Regions from separate parts of the Homo sapiens genome. Here region 1 is linked to region 2. Evidence: read pairs that join two places in POLR2A ChIA-PET (ENCODE). Cell type or tissue: OCI-LY7. All regions are shown on one strand. Each heading gives the region's core, and the rest is flanking DNA. Links, peaks and the distances in the headings are about the cores only.

Region 1 (2,910 bases), core at 221-2,720, 94 kb before region 2:
TCTCTGTCTGGTGTTTCTGCCTCCGTTCTCCATTCCAGCCCGTCTTTGATGTAACCATTGTTTAGTCCAAAACCTAGGTTGAGTTGACATTGCCCATGAAATAGAATACAGATGCATCGGGTCGGCGGCTTCATCTGGCCACGGTGCAGGAAGGCAGGGAGAACCCGGATTTGAGTGGTCAGCTCCACCAGTCACTGCTGCGCACAACCAGGCTATATCACCTGTCTGTGCATTAGTGTCCTTGTCTGTATCTGAGGATAAAAACACTGCCTTTCTCATAGGGTTGATGCAAGGATTAAATGAGTGAACATTTAAAATCCTTAGAACACAGCCTGACACATAAAAGGTGCTTGATAACGGTTAGCCAAGATTATGTTTTATAATTATTTCTTGGCATTCTCCCCTCTGGGCTGTGAGCTGCTTCCTGTATTGTGCCTGGCTGTAGCTTTTTAATAACCAATTGCTGAATCAATGAATGAGAGAAAGAAAAAGGGGCCGGGTGTGTTGGCTCACACCTGTAATCCCAGTACTGTGGGAGGCTGAGATGGGTGGATCACCTGAGGTCGGGAGTTTGAGACCAGCCTGGTCAACATGGTGAAACTCCATCTCTACTAAAAATACAAAAATTAGCTGGGCATGGTGGTGGGCACCTGTAATCCCAGCTACTTGGGTGGCTGAAGCAAGAGAATCACTTGAATCTGGCAGGTGGAGGTTGCAGTGAGCTGAGATCACGCCATTGCACTCCAGCCTGGGCAACATGAGTGAAACTCCGCCTCAAAAAAAAAAAAAGAGAAGAAGAAGAAGAAAGAAAAGAAAAAGGGAGGGAAGGAGGGAAGATTAAAACATAGTTACTACTCTAAAGAAACTTACTGGCTAGTTGGGGGATATAAGATGCCCTAATATAGCAGTCCCCAACCTTTTTGGCACCAGGGAGTGGTTTCATGGAAGACAGTTTTTCAGTGGTAGGGGACATAGTTTTGGGATGAAACTGTTCCACCTTGGATCAGGCATTAGTTAGATTCCCATAAGGAGCGCGCATCCTAGATCCCTCACATGTGCAGTTCACAGTAGGGTTTGCACTCCTATGAGAATCTAATGCTGCAGCTGATGGGACAGGAGGGAGGCGAAGTCAGGCAGTAATGCCTGCTCGCCTGCCGCTCACCTCCTGCTGTGCAGCCGGTTCCTAACAGGCCCCGAACTGGTACCATAAGAGGTTCAGGGAAAGGAGGGATTTCTATGGGGGGGGAAAGGAGGTAGGTTCAATTGTTGCAATCAAAGGTGCCAAACTCCTATTTGTCACCATTTCAGATCCCACAGAGAAAGAGGAGTGTCAGGATCCGGTGTGCTTCTAAGAGACAGTCGTATAAGTGAAGTCTTCCTGCGGGACCCTACACTTTACCCCTGCTGAAATTTGCCTTTCCCTCAGGTGACATTTTGAGCTGCTTAACAGGAAACAGGCACTTTCAGAAGTACAATGACTGTCTAATGATTTCTGAGTGATTCCCTCCAGGGTGTCTAGATTTCTTCCTGGCTCTCAGAGGTAGAAGGAACTCTCAGAGGACATTTACCTGTCAGCTCCAGCACTAACACCCAGAACTCTTGCCTTCTAAAACATCGCAGGAAGTGGGGTGGCTGTTCCTGAAGCTGGCATCACTGAGCTGGTAGGAAGAGTTACCTTGAGTGAGCTGCTGTTGAATGTAAAACAGCTGTGCCATGTGCAGATGATTTCATCCTATGAGCTTCCTCACTCACTGTCAGAGGCCAGGCTTTATAAAGTATTGTCAATTGCTTTTACTGTTTTACTTATTTTTTGTTTTTTTGCATTAGGTACCCACTAAAGTCACCTGTCAAACTACATCTTGAAGCCAATTGCAGTCTTGAAATCCTGCTTTGTGGTGCAGGTTCTACTGCATAGAATGTTATATGAGTTAGCTCCTGCTGCTGATCAAACACCTCAAATTAATGGCTTAAAAGAATCATCATTGGTGGCCGGGTGTGGTGGCTCACTCCTGTAATCCCAGCACTTTGGGAGGCCAAGGCTGGCAGATCACCTGAGGTCAGGAGTTCAAAACCAGCTTGGCCAACATGGCGAAACCCCGTCTCTACTAAAAATACAAAAAGTAGCCAGGCGTGGTGATAGGCCCCTGTAATCTAGCTACTCGGGAGGCTGAGGCAGGAGAATCACTTGAACCTGGGAGGTGGAGGTTGCAGTGAGCCAAGATCGCACCATTGCACTCCAGCCTGGGTGACAGAGCAAGACTCCATCTCAAAAAAAAAAAAAATTCATCATAGGCTGGGCGCAGTGGCTCATGCCTGTAATCCCAGCACTTTGGGAGGCTGAGGTGAGAGGATCACTTGAGCCCAGGAGTTCGAGACCAGTCTGGGCAACATAATGAGACTCCATCTCTATATTAAAAAAAAAAAAAAAAGTAGTTGGACATGGTGACACGTGTCTGTAGTCCTAACTATTCAGGAGACTGAGGTAGGAGGATTGCTTGAGCCTGGGAGGTCGAGGCTGCAGTGAGCCATGATCTAGCCTTGGTGACAGAGTGAGACTCAAAAAAGAAGAAGAAGAAGAATCATTGTTTGCTCAGCAGTTCTGTATGTTGGCTCAGCTTGAATGGCTCATCTCTATTCCTTGTGGTGTTAGCTGGGCTCCCTTGTATATTTGGACCTCAGCTGGGATGTCTGGGACAGCTGGGGCCTGTCTCTGTGGGGTCTCACATCCTTCAGGAAGCGATTCCAAGCTTTTTCACTTGATGGCAGAAGGGTTCCCAGCAACAAGAGAAAGCAAGCCCCAATACACAATACGCAACAGTTTCTCCTTGTGTCATATTTGCTAATGTCCTATTGGCTGTAGCAAGTCAAGAGGCCAAGCCAGATTCCTTTTGGCGGGGACCACAGGAGGGT
Region 2 (2,910 bases), core at 144-2,643:
GACAGGTGTTCACAGATCTCATTTTATTTATAAGCCTATCAGTTTTTAATAATCACTTTTAAGGAGGCCTTTTATTAATGTTTGGTCTGATTTGCAAACTTAGTTAATTAAACTCCTTTAAACATTTTAAGCTGCATTTGTAAAGGAAATCGAACTTATTAAATTTATAAGTACTCAATTGCCTGACTCAACAAACAAGCCTCTTAGAGCACTTAAGCAATTCTTATAAGTCTAATTAAGCTCATAAGTATGTTACACCTTGTGGTCTTTTAAGTTTTCTTGTATAGTATATATGACCTTACTGAGATTTTGACTTCAAATCAAAATCTAAGTTGATTATTTAATGCCACATTTTAAGTTAAAGTCTCAAGGCTGGTCTGTTATTCTAATGGACAGATTCTCTTAATCGTTATAAATATTTGAAATACTATGTTTGAAATACAGTGAGTATTTCAAATAGTTAGAACAATTGATACATTGATCTGCATCGATATGTTGATCTGCATTGATGTCTTGTTTAAGGAATTCATTCTACAGACCTGATTTCCTTAAGCATTTCTCTGCTTTATTCTAAATGTTCCTGGGGGTAAAAGATGCTCACACAAATTGTCCAAGCATGGAAAGACCTGCTTCCCATGAGGACGCCTCTCCCCCTGACTTCCACACCTCAGGGATCTTTGGAAACGTCTCTTCCCCAGCAACCAGCGCCGCACCCGGCCCACCTCTCACCCTCGACTGCCCAGTGGGAGAATTGCTATAAATTCCAAATCAGATGCTTTCTGAAAGGGACCTACCAGGGGCTTCTGGCAACTTTAAGAAGGAAAGTCTGAGCAATTGGAGGCTCCTGGAGGCTGCCCAGGAATGCAGTTCAGTCCTCGGAATTTCTAATTCTTCTTCGCCCTGAGGAAGCTCACAAAGGTGGACAAGCAGGCCCCTTCTCACCCGAAATGTAGGAAGCCATCAGCAACCTGCACCCTGGGCGATCTCCCAGGAGAACCTGCCCCTGGCCTTTGTGGTGACCTTTGCTGTGGGAAAGGGGAGGCAGGAGGCCATGGGGTCTGGCCTTGGAACCACAGCCCGTGGTCTGCACCTGCCCACCCAGGGACTAGTGCTCTTCCCACTGGAGGCCGACTTCAGGACCACCCGACACAGCCTCGCCAGCTTCCCTTCCACCCTCGGCCTCCCATCCTCATAGATCTAGCATACAGTGGCTCAACTCAACTTGTGCCTCAGTCACAAGCCTCACGGTCATTGAGATTGCAGGAAATAACAGACCAGTAAGTAAATCTGGCTCTCCAGTTCACATTTTTTAAAAACCAAGCCCAGGCCAGTTGCGGTGGCTCACATCTGTAATCCCAGCACTTTGGGAGGCCAAGGTGGGAGGATTGCTTGAGCCCAGGGGTTCAAGACCAGCCTGGGCAACATAGTGAGACCCTGTCTCTGTTTAAAAAGAAAAAAAAATTGAGGCCAAATTGTTTCTTATCCTACAGAAACACTAAAGGCAGATTCCATAGTTTAGATACTCTCAGCAAAACTTTTGCCCCCAATTATTTCCTTTTTTAAAATTTTTATTTTATTTTATTTTTTAAAGGAAGGGTAGAGGGAGGTAGGAGAGAAGAGCAAAGAAAATGATGTTTATTTCACTAAAGAAACCATCAATTGTGTCATCCCAGGTAGTTTTGGGCATCGCCTTCCTAGGTGAATTTGGGTGGGAAGGTGGGGCTGCCTTCCCGGCTTGCTGAGATGTTTCGGTGACCAACAGGTGTCCTCCTGAGCTCGGCTGGGTGTCTGTGCCCCTGACTCCTGGGTTGAGCTCCTTTTTATAGTCATTTGTAAATGAGGCCACAAAATAAAGAGGCAGATTTCATGTGGCCCACACTCCTTAGATTCACGGTAAACATTACGGATTTCTCTGTCCACTTGTATTAGTCTACGTCCCCTGCCCTCTGGCTGTCACTAGACTGGATTTACATTTTTTTGTATCTTAATATATGTAAGCGTCTTTCCATTAGAATCCAAAGACCTTGAAACTCTGTGGAATTGTGCATAATTTTCATGTATTTCCTGTCTTGGGGGACCAGGCAACGCTGACAGATGTTAAAATGAGCTGGTATATTCCCAGCTTTAGTTGACTCTGTCCAGAGCTCCCCAGCCCCACAGTGGGCATAGGCAGGGTACTTCTCAGGTGACATCAGCTCTGGAGAGCTCTGTGTGCCACAGCAATGGCCAGTGATGGGTTTCCACGGTGACAACTAAGTTCTCAAGAAAAGATTGTGTAGGCCGGGCGCGGTGGCTCACGCCTGTAATCCCAGCACTTTGGGAGGCCGAGGCGGGCAGATCACGAGGTCAGGAGACTATCCTGGCTAACGCGGTGAAACCCCGTCTCTACTAAAAATACAAAAAATTAGCCGGGCGCCGTGGCGGGCGCCTGTAGTCCCAGCTACTTGGAAGGCTGAGGTGGGAGAATGGCGTGAACCCGGGAGGTGGAGCTTGCAGTGAGCCGAGATCGCGCCACTGCACTCCAGCCTGGGCAACAGAGCAAGACTCCATCTCAAAAAAAAAAAAAAGATTATATAGACAGGGAAGTTGGTGTATGATGTGATTTTTTAATTTGGTTAAAATATTTAAAATAAAAAATGATATTTTAAGAGGTGATGCTTCTTGTATTGGAAAATTCTCTTAGAGGGGATACTTTACTTCCCAGCCGTGTCACTGAGAGAGATCTTGCTGCATAAGACAAACAGTGGCGAAAGTCTGACAAAGGCCTTTGATCCAGTGAGGAAGTTGGCAAAATCAAGTTCTTTATGACTGTGTTGAAGAAAAATCAGAATAATACAGTTTGGTTATCCTTTATTTGTTAGAAAATGTTAAGGGATTTGCAAGGCTTTCTGGCTTTTGCTTCATATATCA

What was found. ChIA-PET counts read pairs that join two places held together with the same protein. Peaks named below come from ENCODE experiments on the same cell type or tissue, not always from the same donor. Only the 100,000 strongest peaks of a DNase experiment are listed, where the experiment ranks them.
Region 1: POLR2A ChIA-PET joins it to region 2 with 9 read pairs; 2 of 35 experiments call an interaction of 5 or more read pairs at or near these places.

What each region holds. Positions count from the first base shown.
Region 1 is chr14:89,316,042-89,318,951 of GRCh38, reverse strand. All of the region lies in intron 3 of FOXN3 (forkhead box N3), which reads left to right. Among named protein-coding and RNA genes, the nearest start is that of FOXN3-AS3, 33 kb to the left of the region's middle. In OCI-LY7, for the core only: no CTCF peak of the experiment used is centred there; a DNase peak (open chromatin) is centred at 1,451; H3K4me3 peaks cover 711 bases; H3K27ac peaks cover 1,014 bases.
Region 2 is chr14:89,221,484-89,224,393 of GRCh38, reverse strand. The region is part of intron 4 of FOXN3 (forkhead box N3); the gene reads left to right. Among named protein-coding and RNA genes, the nearest start is that of FOXN3-AS3, 130 kb to the left of the region's middle. In OCI-LY7, for the core only: no CTCF peak of the experiment used is centred there; no DNase peak of the experiment used is centred there.